Regions from separate parts of the Homo sapiens genome. Here region 1 is linked to region 2. The links are chromatin contacts, found by Hi-C or POLR2A ChIA-PET in ENCODE. All regions are on one chromosome and are shown on one strand. The core of a region is the stretch at or near the end of the contact, and the rest is flanking DNA. Distances in the headings are between cores, read along the strand shown.

The links. Hi-C counts contacts between places; a loop is a spot of excess contacts on that map. ChIA-PET counts read pairs that join two places held with the same protein, here RNA polymerase II (POLR2A). Pooled maps may share reads with other maps.
Region 1: a loop to region 2 is called in a pooled map, with 3 times the contacts of the local background. The contact joins the promoter of OSBP here to the promoter of OR4D11 in region 2. A Hi-C loop is called at or near these places in 5 of 50 pooled maps. POLR2A ChIA-PET finds 5 or more read pairs at or near these places in 4 of 52 experiments (GM10248, OCI-LY7, Panc1 and 1 more).

Annotation. Positions count from the first base shown.
Region 1 is chr11:59,610,583-59,617,828 of GRCh38, forward strand. It overlaps OSBP (oxysterol binding protein), which reads right to left and starts at 5,192. Exons shown (of 14, transcript NM_002556.3): 1 at 4,721-5,192; 2 at 1-7. The coding sequence starts at 5,082. It overlaps LOC101927226 (a long non-coding RNA gene), which reads left to right and starts at 5,372. Exons shown (of 3, transcript XR_001748237.2): 1 at 5,372-5,593. RefSeq lists silencers at 4,825-5,044, 5,065-5,364 and an enhancer at 5,565-5,654.
Region 2 is chr11:59,500,959-59,508,137 of GRCh38, forward strand. It overlaps OR4D11 (olfactory receptor family 4 subfamily D member 11), which reads left to right and starts at 2,618. Exons shown (of 1, transcript NM_001004706.1): 1 at 2,618-3,553. The coding sequence starts at 2,618. The coding sequence ends at 3,553.

The sequences.
Region 1 (7,246 bases), core at 3,942-6,441, 110 kb after region 2:
CTTTGATCTGTAATAACAAGACAAAGACAATTTAAACAGAAAGTTGACGGTTTATCCTTTATCACATTCCATTTCTTTTCATAACTCTGAGCTCCCTGAAAATATGACAGTCTTAGGAATCAGCAAGTTCTAGTCCCTCAAACGGGTCCCTAAAATTCACGAAACAATTAGTGGGGATTTCCCTTCAGAGCCTATAAGTGTTGTTTCTGAGTCAGATTTTTTTTTTTTTTTTTTGCTTTGCTGTCCCTCTTACCATTTTCCTTTTAGAAATAGGCTTTACAGGCCGGGCACCCGTAATCCCAGCACTTTGGGAGGCCAAGGTGGGCAGATCACCTGAGGTCAGGAGTTCCAGACCGGCCTGGCTAACATGGTGAAACCCTGTTTCTACTAAAAATCAAAAAAATTAGCCAGGCGTGCGGGTGTGTGCCTGTAATTCCAGCTACTCAGGAGGCTGAGGCAGGAGAATCGCTTGAACTTGAGAGGCGGAGTTTGCAGTGAGCTGAGATCCCACTATTGCACTCCAGCTTGGGCAACAAGAGCGAAACTCCGTCTCAAAAAAAAAAAAAAAAAAGAAAGAAAGAAAGAAAGAAAGAAATAGGCTATACTGAGGTATAACTACATGCAATGTTAATTTAGCAATTTTAAAGGTACAACTGAATGAGTTTTGACAAATGTACACAAGTGCATAACCACCACCACAATCAAGATGTAGAACATTTCTATCATCTCAGTAAGTTCCTTCATGCCCTTTTGCAGTCAGGAATTATCTTTTACTTAGCAAGTTGTAATTATAAATTGCCCTATAACCTCATGCAACAATCTCATTTCCTAAGAATAGCTCTATTTTATATATACCAAACCATCTCGCTCCCGACTGTAACTCAGCCCAAATGAGAACTCAGCCCAATGTTACATCATGCTTAGAGTTATATCGCAGAAGTGTAAAAAAAGCACCCTTAAATGTTTAGAGTATTAAATATTGGCTATGGTTCAAATGATATGAAATAAGAATAACTAGCTTTCTGGGGAAGTAAAAAGGAATCACCAAGTGTTTTAATCTTTCTGGAATATGTTCATTCCTAAGGTCCACCATACTCTACTGGTGGGAACTCCTAAGCCGTCTATTAATAGCTAGGAAAGATTCAGCAGATCTGCTCTCAGAGAACTGGGTGTAAAAATTTTCCCGATCTCTAGTGACTGACAGTTCTATTAATAGACTAACTTTTGAACTTTACAGCATTACTTGGTGACAACAAGCTATAAGACACTTCACATAGAATACCAAGCTTCACATAAAATATCAAGCTTCTAGCACAATCGAGTGTCTAACACAAACTGTGTCATTTCCCTACCACCCGCTGGTTATGCCCAGGAACCTGCATGTTGAGACTGCACTTTTCCCTGTCCAAATTGGAACACAGAGGTCAAAGTCCTTTGCCAACTGCCACAGTACAAAGCAGAGCCATTTCCCTTTCAGTGGAGTCAAGCAGCCAAACACACCTGGCATATCCAGAATTCCTGCATGCCAGAAATGGCACACACCCCATAAGATTTGGTATGTTTGAGAAAGTCTGGAAGACAGGTTTGTTGTTCAATTTTTCACATGAACTGCTCTTCCTTCCTCAAATAGTATGGGAAGGCCAGAAGGGTCTCAATGAACTGGGCCATTTTCCATCTCCTGCACCTGCCACACTGTAACATGAATCCGTTTTTTCTATTCTTACCTCCCCACCCCCAAGCTTCAGTTACATTATGAATAATGCAGGCTGAATTACAGATGCACAGCTGACAGGCCAGCTCGCTCATGTTTTCTACTCCAAGTATACTACTTGGACCTTCCTCCACATTCCTCCTTATTGGAGCTTTTTGGAAACCACTTCTTAGGAATCTCTTCTGCCTGGGTCATCATTGTAGGAATCTCTTCTGCCTGGGTCATCATTGTAAACTAAAGAAGTTTCTCAAATTACAAAAAGTCTGTAGCAGTTTAAAAAATACCAAGGAACTCTGGGAGTAAGGCAGACTTGATCTCGGAGCTCTTGAGTCTGGGCAGATACACTTATGATTATAAATGATTAGTGCAGAAGCTGGAAAGACATGAATCTCAGGGTACAAGATAGGTTCTTCAGGCACTACAATATTAGGTGGTATTTTCTGGCCAGAAAGTTCTTCCCTGAAAAGGCTAGCTGAAATAGTAATTCAATCTCTAGAAGCTAGCCAGGAGAACTAATACTATGGCCTGTCACAATGTTTCTGGGAGAGTTGGGATTCCATATAAGGTTTTAAGTAATGGGACATCTAAGTAACTGGGTACGTAAGGAAGCCCAGGATAGGTAAAGGAAGTGGTTTGCCAAGGCCTATTAGGACAGCTCATCCGAGGATGGGTCTAGGAAGTACACAATCCCACTTAAAAGGAAAACAGTATTTTGGAAACAGCATATATAAGAAACTGCAGGTTTTGGAGGTATGAAAAGCAGGAGGAATGACAACTTGTCTAAATAATTCTTGGAGGAAGATGAGGACCAGAAGAATCCTGCAGGAAAAAATAAACTGCCAGTATACTTGATAGGAGGTATTTCAGTGCAATTTTGAGGGTAGTGCACAGATTGATAACTCTGGATCCCGCTGGTTTGTTTATGGGTGGGACCACCTAAGTTGACTAGGGCAGGCCTATGGCATATTTCCCAATATGTGGTTTGGTATGTTTTGGAAGGAGTTTTATATGTAGTCAGACAGGTACCACTAGCTCTTGTAAGGGAGAAGTTAAAAGTGGTAACAAATACTTAAAGAGACAGCAACATGTAAGTTATTAGTGTCTAAGATCACTATTGATCAACACTAGTACTGATCAAAGAATCAACTGGCCTGGAAAGTGGATCCGGTAAGAACTTGGATGAGAAATGACCACATACGAAGGCCCTGAGGTGATATACAATTTTTGAAAATGCAAAAACAGTATTAATATTGACTTGCGACACAAGTCAGGATATAAATCAATTAAACATTAAAATGATGGTCAATAATAACAGGAAAACATGAACTTGAATGAGAGAAAAATCTGGGGAAATTAAAATTTTAGATTTGTAATCTAAGTTTAAATGGATGGTCCTGGATAAGTAGTTCGAAAGGGTCATAATTAAAATCAATTCTGAATACAGTAATGCAAATGAAATATACAATTATTCACAACTGTTGATTAAGCAGTGAGGATGAGCTATCTAAGGCATTTTGCCCTGTAAGAGGACAGGTAAAAATGTGTTCCTGCCAACAACCTCCAACTCCCACCTTCAATTTCTCCTCAAAATTCTCTAAGAGCCAATACAGTGGAGTTGATGGAAAAGAGACTTGTTCAGCCTAACTCTCTGGGTAGCAGAATGATTCCTGGTGAAGGAAAAGAAATATAGAGTGAGCTGCTCTTCAACATCAGTGTTTTGGGTCTCAAAGAGGATGGTCTCTGGAAAAAAATATTTCAATTGGAATGTCATTAAGCAAAATATCCCTTAAAGGAGACTTTTATACTTTTTGCATAAAATACACATAGTAAGCATGATCCATAAAATTACTTGCTATTGATAAGCAATTATCTCTGTAACTGACCGATTCATTTCACACTAACCTGAGTTTTAGGTTAGATTAGTGTGAACAGAAGTAGTTTCAAATCCCAGCTGCTCAAAAACCTTGGGAAAGTTGCCCATGCTAAGTCTGTTTTCCTCATCAGTAAGATGGGAATATTTCCCAACTCCTAGGGTTGTTGTTGGGAGTCAACAAAATACTATAATGAAATACTGTATATAAAACACCTAGACACATTGTCCAGCCCTCAGGAAATGTTTACGCCCTGTCCCCAAATCACCTATCTTAACTCCTCTATCCTTTTTAGCCCAAAAGCGTGCCATGTGATGGCCAGGTTATGAGTCACCATAAATATATATTAAACAGTCCAAAATAAACCTTGTTGAACAGAAGTAATCACACCAAAGACATGGATTCTTCTTTTAATAAAAGTTAATCCTAACTAACCAAAAAATCACAGAAATGCCAGATAAAACACTTAATCATTTCCACGGGAGGAGGTGGGGCAAGCAAAAATAAAAGCAGCACTGGGGTGCACATCTCCATTCTGGGCTGTCCAGAGGCCAAAGCACATGCAAAGTCTTGGAGAGATAAGGCAGAAAGGGGACGGAATACCGAAGCCACCCTGTGTGTGTGATGCCCTTATGTCTGAATGTGAAGGGAGCAAGGACGGGTACATCCAGAGCTACGAATAACCTTGAGTTTTGGAGACTGGGCACTGACAGCTACAACTTGGGACTTCCACTGTAAGTTCCTTGGGAGGAGTGCCTCGGGTTTGTTCTGCTGCATGTGTTCCCTTAGTACCTACACCAGTGCCTTGCTTGCAGAATTAATAATTGCACCCATGTGCTGGTGGAAATACAATGGAAGCACAGACGCTCTCCAAACGACTAATGACTGGAAAGGCCGGGAGCGAAGGGAAGATAAGGCACCAAGAGTGGGTAACCCGAGGGGAGGGGAGGTGTACGTCCAGGGGCTTTTCACTTTCGTGACAGTGGGCTCCGACCCCTGGGCTGTCAATCCGCACAGATGACGAAAAGGGGCCTGGGGCAACCCTGGCTGCGGTGCCGGCTGGCGGTAATGCCGGAGCTGGGACTGTTGGCAGATATGGGGGAGGCAAGGTGAGCGACAGCGCCCCGGAAGCAGTTACCTGTAGTAGCTCAGGAGCCCGTTGCTCAGCACGAACCATCGCCGCTGGTAGCCTTTGATATAATTGGTCCATTTGAAGAGCCAGCCCTCTCGAGCCGAGCCCGAACCCCCAGCGCCCGAGCCGCCCGAGCCCCCAGTCGGCGGCGCAGGGGCCGGGCCAGCCGCCGCCACTCCCCCGGCCCCCGGGCCCGGGCCTCCCGCCGCCGCCGCGACCACCGTCCCTGACGCGGCCCCGGAGCCTGGCCCCGCATCTCCGCGGCCGCCGCCTCCTCCCACCACTGGGGGACCGGCGCCGCCGCCGCCAAGTGCTGCAATGGCTGCCGGGCCTGGCCCCACCACTCCTCTCAGCTCCGTCGCCGCCATGAGCCGCCGCCGCCTGGAGATACAAGACCGGAACCGCCTACGAGAGCCGCCGTCGCCGCCCGGAGCGCCCCACACGGCTACCGCATCAGCCACCGCCGCGCAGCGTCCCCGCCCCGCCCGGCCAGCCGCGGGGAGGAGGGCTCGGCCGCCGGGAAGAAGGACGTCGATTGGTGCCGCTGAGTGTCACTTGAGGAAGACCCCGCGGATATTGGCATTTCTCTCGGGCCTGTCATTCTACAGCGCCCAGTGAGAGCCTGGGGTGGGACGCGTCCGCCAGACCCACCTTTGATTGGTTCAGATAAAGGCCAATCAGACTTTTGGGGAAGCTCATTGGTGCTTTCCTGAAGTTTCCAGCGCTCAGGGAGGACGGGAGAATGCGGAATGCCCGGCCAATCTGATCGCCGATTGGCTGCTGTTTCCGCCATTCATTTCAGTTTATGCGCCTGTCACTGCCACGTCACCCCCTCCCATCGCTCTTCTCATCATCCTTTTCCGCCCTCATGGATTGGTGGTTGGTATCAGCTGCTCCACCTTTTCTACCATTTACTGAACGAGTTGAGGAAAAAGGGAAGGAGTCTCGTCTTTACATCCTTATTTTCTTTTTTTATTGGTTGGCACCTATGCCACTCACGTGGTGGAGAGGCGGGGCAATAGTTGGAGATGATTGGTTCTGAGAATTGGCTGTGAAAGCGGCATTGCTGACCAGTGAGAGAGACCTAATGAGGAGCAGGCCGGGGCAACCAATGAAATCGGAGAAGAGCGCTTGGGGGCGTGTCCGCCTGCTTTCAGCCTTTGGCAAGTTGGTGGGAGGTGAAAGTGACTTGGCCTCTTAAAAGCGTTTTTTTCACGTGGGTGTGATGTCGTGTTCCGTTTTTCTGAATAAGAACTTCGTAGCTTCTTGTTAGGAAGAACCTGGAGGACAGAGTAACTCTCGGCAGTCAGCCCCCGCCTGAGGCTCTCTTGAAGGACCCCCTTCTAACTCGAAGCTGGATACCCAGATTCCAGGGGTGCCCAGAAGTAGCTTTTCCAGCCCCTTCCTGGATCCATGGTCCCCCTAGTTCCCTTCCCTGTTTGCTCTTTATCGCTCCACACCCCTTGTGTCTTGATTCTAGACTGTCATATGCCTATACCGATTCTGTCCCCTTCAGAAGTAGATTCGCGAGGACCTGACTTTATGTGTCTCTTCCAGACCTAAAGGCCCTTGGTTTTAGCATCATAGGTGCCATGTATATGCTTAACTTTGAACAGAAAATTATTATTTTTTGTATCTTTAAACTGATATATCGTAGTTGTACATATTTAACTTTGGACAGAAAATTTTTTTTATATCTTTAAACTGATATAGTTGTACATATTTTCAGGGATACATCTGATATTGTGATACATGTATTCAATGTATAATTATCAAATCAGTGTAATTGGGATATCCATCATCTCAAACATTATCTTTGTGTTGGGAACATTTTCTGCTATGCGTTCTCTTGTAGCAGGAAATCGTTATTTTTGATCAACTGACTATTCACACATTTGTGAAGATTACAAATTCAGTAACTAATGTAACATTTAGATGTAAGCTATTGTTGCAAATGTAACCTAAAGCGCCGTACTTTAGGGAATCTAGCATCTGTTACATTTTGCTAGTTTGAACAGGCAATAGAAATAGCTATTAGATACTGTAAAAGAAATTGACTTTCTTTGCCAATGTGCTTCCCAGTGTCAATAAATTAAAGTATCCTTTTTAAGAAAATCGTTTCAAAAGAAGCGAAGTATTTATTGAATTCTGGAGAGAGAATACTCTTTAAAAATCTGCAATTTTTACTATCAGGGATCATTTGTATAGCTCATTACTAGTGAATTTCTCTGAATGTGTAGAGCAAAATAAAATCTGCTATTAGATGTAGGCTATTTGGGATTAATTTTTTTTTTAACTGAGCTAGAGTTAATCCATTTAGGCTTGAGTCCTGCTTTTGCTACTTACTGGGTCTATTACTTTGAGAAAATTATTTAAGCACTCCAAGTCTCAGTTTTCACTTATGTTAAACAGGAATAAAACCTCACAGGGATGCTGTTGTGATTAAGTGCGTTTGAATGTGTTTGATAAACTGTAGATAGCTACAAACATGTGAGTTGTGTTGCCAAACACATCTCACAGGTTACTTGCCAT
Region 2 (7,179 bases), core at 1,368-3,867:
TCATGTTAGCACAACCAGTAAGTACTCAGCTGGGATTTGAACAGGCTGCGTGGTGCCAGAGTCTAGTAGGCATCTACCTCGAAGGTAGAATACTTCTTGGCAGCTTGTTTTCGGATTTACCCATTAAATAGATTTTGGACAAAATTGCCTAGAGAGGAAAGAAAACTTGAAGACAAAGCGAGCTAAGTGAGAAGAAATATCTTCATTTAAATTGGAGAACACACCCAAAGAACGGGAAAAAAGGGACTTTTGCCCTTCATTTGTTTCTAATTATGGAAAGAAAAAGGAGATAAACTAGGAAGAAAGAAAATAAGGCCCATTACAAAGATTTACCAAAAAAAAAAAGAAAGAAAGAAAGAAAGGAATTCAAAAGCAACACAGTTATAAGGTAAGTGTATGTGTAACAGTTTTTTAAAAAATTGCCAGCCAGGCGCGGTGGCTCATGCCTGTAATCCCAGCACTTTGGGAGGTCAAGGCGGATGGATTACCTGAGGTCAGGATTTCAAGACCAGCCTGGCCAACATGGTGAAACCCTGCCTCTATTAAAAATACAAAAATTAGCTGGGCATGGTGGTGGGAGCCTGTAATCCCAGCTACTCAGGAGGCTGAGGTGGGAGAATCGCTTGAACCTGGGAGGCAGAGGTTGCTGTGAGCCAAGATTGTGCCACTGCACTCCAGCCTGGGTGACAGAGCAAGACTCCATCTAAAAAAAAAAAAAACTGCCAAAATATTTTCAAATTGATTGTACCATTTTACATTCCTACTGGAGTTCCATTGGTCTACATCTTTGTCCACTCTTGATATATCAATCTTTTTCATTCCAGTGACTCTAATGTATACTATTTTTAAATTACAACGTGGTTTCAATTTATATTTTCTCAGTGATAAATGATGTTGAGCCTTTTCATGTGCTTATTTGCTCTCTCTGTGTCTTCTTGCTGAAGTGTCTGTTCAAATAATTTGTCCTTTTTTCTCTTCTTTTTTTTTAACTTCTTTTAGTGACTTCATTTTGTTAAAATAATTTGTCCTTGTTGCTTAATTGGTTGTTTGTTCTCATACTATTGAATGTTAAGAGTTACAGCCATTCCACTCCTAGCTACTTACCCAAGAGAACTGAAAACATATGTCCACACAAAGACCCAAATGTGAATGTTCATAGCAGCTTTATGAGTAATATTCAGAAGCCACAAATAACCCAAATGTTCACCTACAAGTGAGTGGATAAGCAAACTGTGGTATATTCATACAATAGAAAGGAACAAAATAGCAGTACACACAAAACAACGGATGAATTTCATGGTTGAAAGAAGGCAGACAAGAAGAAAATACAAATAGTAGAATTTCACTTATAGAATATTATAGAAAATACAAACTAATGTATAATGACAGAAAGCAGATCAGTTGTTGCCTGAAGAAGGAAGGGTAAAGGGGACAGGCTACAAAGGGGCACAAGGACATTTTCTGGGTGATAGATATATTCACTCTCTTAACTATAGAGATGGTGTCACAGGTATATATGTCAAAACTTATCAGCCGGGAGCAGTGGCTCATGCCTGTAATCCCAGCACTTTGGGAGGCCGAGGTGGGTGGATCACAAGGTCAGGATTTCGAGACCAGCTGGGCCAATATGGTGAAACCCTGTCTTTACTGAAAATACAAAAATTAGCCAGGCGTGGCGGCACACGCCTTTAATCCCAGCCACTCAGGAGGCTGAGGTGGGAGAATCACTTGAACCTGGGAGGCAGAGGTTGCAGTGAGCCGAGATCACGCCACTGCACTCCAGCCTGGGCGACAGAGTAAGACTCTGTCTCAAAAAAAAAAAAAAACATTATCGAAGTGTGAATTCAAATATGTGCAGTCTATGGTATGTCAATGATAGCTCAACAAAAATTATTTTTTAAGAAAGAAATTGAAACAACAGAAGAGAAGCTCTGAGTAATATTTTTATTTCCATTGCTAAGGAGCTATTCACCACCCCGGGGTTTCAGTACCTAAAGTAGATTAAAGTAAAGAAAGAAACAAAGCAGTCCCCTTAAAGAAGAATAGAGCAATAGAAACAAATTTTATGGCTTAAACATTTTCTAATTTTTCATGGAAATAAGTTTGTGATTTAAGAAGAGAGGGGTGCTGCTTCCATACAATTCAATCCAGTGGGGGGCCTCTTTGCAGACAGGGGTTCTTAGAACCATTTAAATGGAGCATCCAGTCTGGGAAAAAACAACAAAATCCTCAGCCCTGTGAAACTCAAGGTGTTCTAGTCACACAAAGTAAGCACTGCCTTATTCTCACAACAAACTAATCCCATTTTTATATTTCCCATGCCACAATAGTCTCTTTCTAAATAATTAATATCCCCCTCTGTTTATCTTGAATAATGTCCTAAGTATCTTGAATAACTGCAACATTATTTTTATACATTTTTTAAAATTGTAATTTATATAAGTGTATGCATGATTGTATAATAAGATGTCATTTTACATGCATTGGCAATAAACTTGAAATTGTAATATCTCACAAGTTTTCAGACCTAATACTTGAATCTGTTAAGAGAGAGTAAACACTTTCTGAAATAACATTATTTTTTCCAAGATATTCAGGAAAGAGAAAACATGATTCAATGGAGTTGGGAAATGTCACCAGAGTAAAAGAATTTATATTTCTGGGACTTACTCAATCCCAAGACCAGAGTTTGGTCTTGTTTCTTTTTTTATGTCTTGTGTACATGACGACTCTGCTGGGAAACCTCCTCATCATGGTCACCGTGACCTGTGAGTCTCGCCTTCACACCCCCATGTACTTCCTGCTCCGCAATCTAGCCATCCTTGACATCTGCTTCTCCTCCACAACTGCTCCTAAAGTCTTGCTGGACCTTCTGTCAAAGAAAAAGACCATATCCTATACAAGCTGCATGACACAGATATTTCTCTTCCACCTCCTTGGTGGGGCAGACATTTTTTCTCTCTCTGTGATGGCGTTTGACTGCTACATGGCCATCTCCAAGCCCCTGCACTATGTGACCATCATGAGTAGAGGGCAATGCACTGCCCTCATCTCTGCCTCTTGGATGGGGGGCTTTGTCCACTCCATCGTGCAGATCTCCCTGTTGCTGCCTCTCCCTTTCTGTGGACCCAATGTTCTTGACACTTTCTACTGCGATGTCCCCCAGGTCCTCAAACTCACTTGCACTGACACTTTTGCTCTTGAGTTCTTGATGATTTCCAACAATGGCCTGGTCACTACCCTGTGGTTTATCTTCCTGCTTGTGTCCTACACAGTCATCCTAATGACGCTGAGGTCTCAGGCAGGAGGGGGCAGGAGGAAAGCCATCTCCACTTGCACCTCCCACATCACTGTGGTGACCCTGCATTTTGTGCCCTGCATCTATGTCTATGCCCGGCCCTTCACTGCCCTCCCCACAGAAAAGGCCATCTCTGTCACCTTCACTGTCATCTCCCCTCTGCTGAACCCTTTGATCTACACTCTGAGGAACCAGGAAATGAAGTCAGCCATGAGAAGACTGAAGAGAAGACTCGTGCCTTCTGAAAGGGAATAGAAAACAAATCCAGGCCAGGCGCGGTGGCTCACAGCTGTAACCCCAGCACTTTGGGAGGCCAAGGCGGGTGGATCATGAGGTCAAGAGATCGAGACCATCCTGGCCAACATGGTGAAACCCTGTCTCTACTAAAAATACAAAAATTAGCTGGGCATGATGGTGCGCACCTGTAGTCCCAGCTACCAGGAGGCTGAGGCAGGAGAATTACTTGAACCCAGGAGGCAGAGGTTGCAGTGAGCCAAGATTGCGTCACTGCATTCCAGCCTGGCAACACAGCAAGACTCCATCTCAAAAAAAAAAAAAAAAAGAGGCCGGGCGCGGTGGCTCATGCCTGTAATTTTTTTGGGAGGCCGAGGCGGGCAGATCACGAGGTCAGGAGATCGAGACCATCCTGGTTAACACGGTGAAACCTCGTCTCTACTAAAAATACAAAAAATTAGCTGGGCGTGGTGGCAGGCGCCTGTGGTCCCAGCTACTCGGGAGGCTGAGGCAGGAGAATTACTTGAACCCAAGAGGCAGAGGTTGCAGTGAGCCGAGATCGCGCCACTGCATTCCAACCTGGTAACACAGTGAGACTCTGTCTCAAAAAAAAAAAAAAAGAAAAGAAAACAAATTCAGCTCTTCATCACCAAGGACACCTTATATTATTTTTCCCATGAATTCACATTTACATACTCAGATACATTGTCAGTAAACCAACTATACTGACTATGAACAATTTGTCTTCCTATTTCAGTTAGTAGATAACTGATAACCTAAGCTTCTGTGCAGCATGAACTAACTAGTGTTATAGGAGTGAACTGACTGTTACTTTTCCAAAGACCAAGTAACCTTATGTCAATCAAGACAGCTATATGGCAGGCAGATAAGATGATTAAGTCCAACATTTTTTTCAGAAGATAAGGAAATAAAAGCCCAGAGAGATAAAGTGATGTGTTCAAGGTCTTATATTAAGTTAATTACAGAGACATCTTCAGATGCTCAACCCATTGTTCTTCCACCACATGAATGTAATTTATTACATTGTTGGACCTGTCTATACCAAACTATAATCCTGTTCCAGAAGGATCTCATGATCAATGCCTCTGGAGTACATATATGTGGGTATGCATAGCCTATTGCAGATTGAGAAATTGGCCTCTGCTGAATTAAACTAAAGTGGGCTCATGAGCTACTGAGAACTTCATAGGAACATAATGGTTATCCTCCTGGATTCCTATCAAGATTGATGAGGCTTGGGAAGATTTCTCATCATGGCCTAAAGGTATATATCTTAATGCAGAACTAGACATGCCACACATTCTCATGATGAGTTTGGATAAAGGCAAAACTTCAGAAACCACACACATGAAGCAATTTATCTCTACCATCAAAGGACCGATTTTCCAGTTGCAGCCTTACAAGGGTCAGTTTTGCCTTGGCCTCACCATTGAGAATTCACATTTCTTTTCACTGGAAAGAGAGAATGGGAGAGTTTAAGAAGAAAAAACTCTACCCGGTCTATTTTTTCAAACTTCTAGTGTTTGTGAAGAGGCAGTATAGGCTAGTGTTATTATCTGGGAGAGCAGTAAAGCATGGTGGATGAAAGCTCTAATTTCAGAGTCATACAGACCCAGGTATGAATCCTATCTCTGCCATCCACCAGCTGTGCGATCTTGAGCAAGTTATTTCACCTCTCTCTCCAAAGGTCATAGTTCACCTACGCAAAGATTCTCGTTATAATATCCATCTCATGAGGTTGTTGTAAAGGACAAAATGAGATGGTATACATGAAATATATGATACCTGGCAGAGAATAAATGTGCAACCAAAGATAAATGTCATTATTAATATCACCTTTATTGCTTTACCTAACACGCCTTCTGTTTCCCATTGGCCTGTAACACCCTTTTCCTATATGACCCATACTCCTTATTTTTAGATAAAAACTGGTTGAGTAGAAAACATGAAAATGTATATTGAGTTCAAAACATCCATCATGTTAAAATGTCTAGCTTTCTTTTTTTTTTAACAAAAGAAAAGTTTAAAAAGGAAGAAATCATACAGATAACACAATTGTCCACATTGTCAAGAAAATATAGAAAAATACTCTTAGGACTAATAAATGACTTCTGCAAGGTCTTAGGATACAAGACCAATGTACAGAGATCAATCATATTTCTGTATACCGACAATAAACATGTGCAAACCAAAATTAAAAACAACACCATTAATAGTCACTAAAAATGAAATACTTAGTTATAAACAACAAAAAAATGTATAGACTGTGTATGCTGGAAATTACAAAATGTTGATGAAAGAAATCAATCAAGACCTAAACAAGTGGAGAAGCATACTGTGTTCATGGACTGGATGATTCAACATAGTAAAGATCCCAATTCTCCCAAAATGTATAAGTTTAATGCAATTCTTACCGAAGTCCCAGGAAAGCTTTTTTGTAAACTTTTTTTTTTTTACAATTTAATCTTTTATTTTTATTTACATTTTATGTAGAATGCTTATAACTAGAAAGAAAGGTTTCTTTTTTATATATACTTTAAGTTTTAGGGTACATGTACACATTGTGCAGGTTAGTTACGTATGTATACATGTGCCATGCTGGTGCGCTGCACCCACTAACTCGTCATCTAGCATTAGGTATATCTCCCGACGCTATCCCTGCCCCCCCCACCCCACAACAGTCCCCAGAGTGTGATATTCCCCTTCCTGTGTCCATGTGATCTCATTGTTCAATTCCCACCTATGAGTGAGAATATGCGGTGTTTCGTTTTTTGTTCTTGCGATAGTTTACTGAGAATGATGATTTCCAATTTCATTCATGTCCCTACAAAGGACATGAACTCATCATTTTTTATGGCTGCATAGTATTCCATGGTGTATATGTGCCACATTTTCTTAATCCAGTCTATCATTGTTGGACATTTGGGTTGGTTCCAAGTCTTTGCTATTGTGAATAATGCCGCAATAAACATACGTGTGCATGTGTCTTTATAACAGCATGATTTATAGTCCTTTGGGTTTATACCCAGTAATGGGATGGCTGGGTCAAATGGTATTTCTAGTTCTAGATCCCTGAGGAATCGCCACACTGACTTCCACAATGGTTGAACTAGTTTACAGTCCCACCAACAGTGTAAAAGTGTTCCTATTTCTCCACTTCCTCTCCAGCACCTGTTGTTTCCTGACTTTTTAATGATCGCCATTCTAACTGGTGTGAGATGGTATCTCATTGTGGTTTTGATTTGCATTTCTCTGATGGCCAGTGATGATGAGCATTTTTTCATGTGTTTTTTGGCTGCATAAATGTCTTCTTTTGAGAAGTGTCTGTTCATTTCCTTTGCCCACTTTTTGATGGGGTTGTTTGTTTTTTTCTTGTAAATTTGTTTGAGTTCACTGCAGATTCTGGATATTAGCCCTTTGTCAGATGAGTAGGTTGCGAAAATTTTCTCCCATTTTGTAGGTTGCCTGTTCACTCTGATGGTAGTTTCTTTTGCTGTGCAGAAGCTCTTTAGTTTAATTAGATCCCATTTGTCAATTTTGGCTTTTGTTGCCATTGCTTTTGGTGTTCTAGACATGAAGTCCTTGCCCATGCCTATGTCCTGAATGGTAATGCCTAGGTTTTCTTC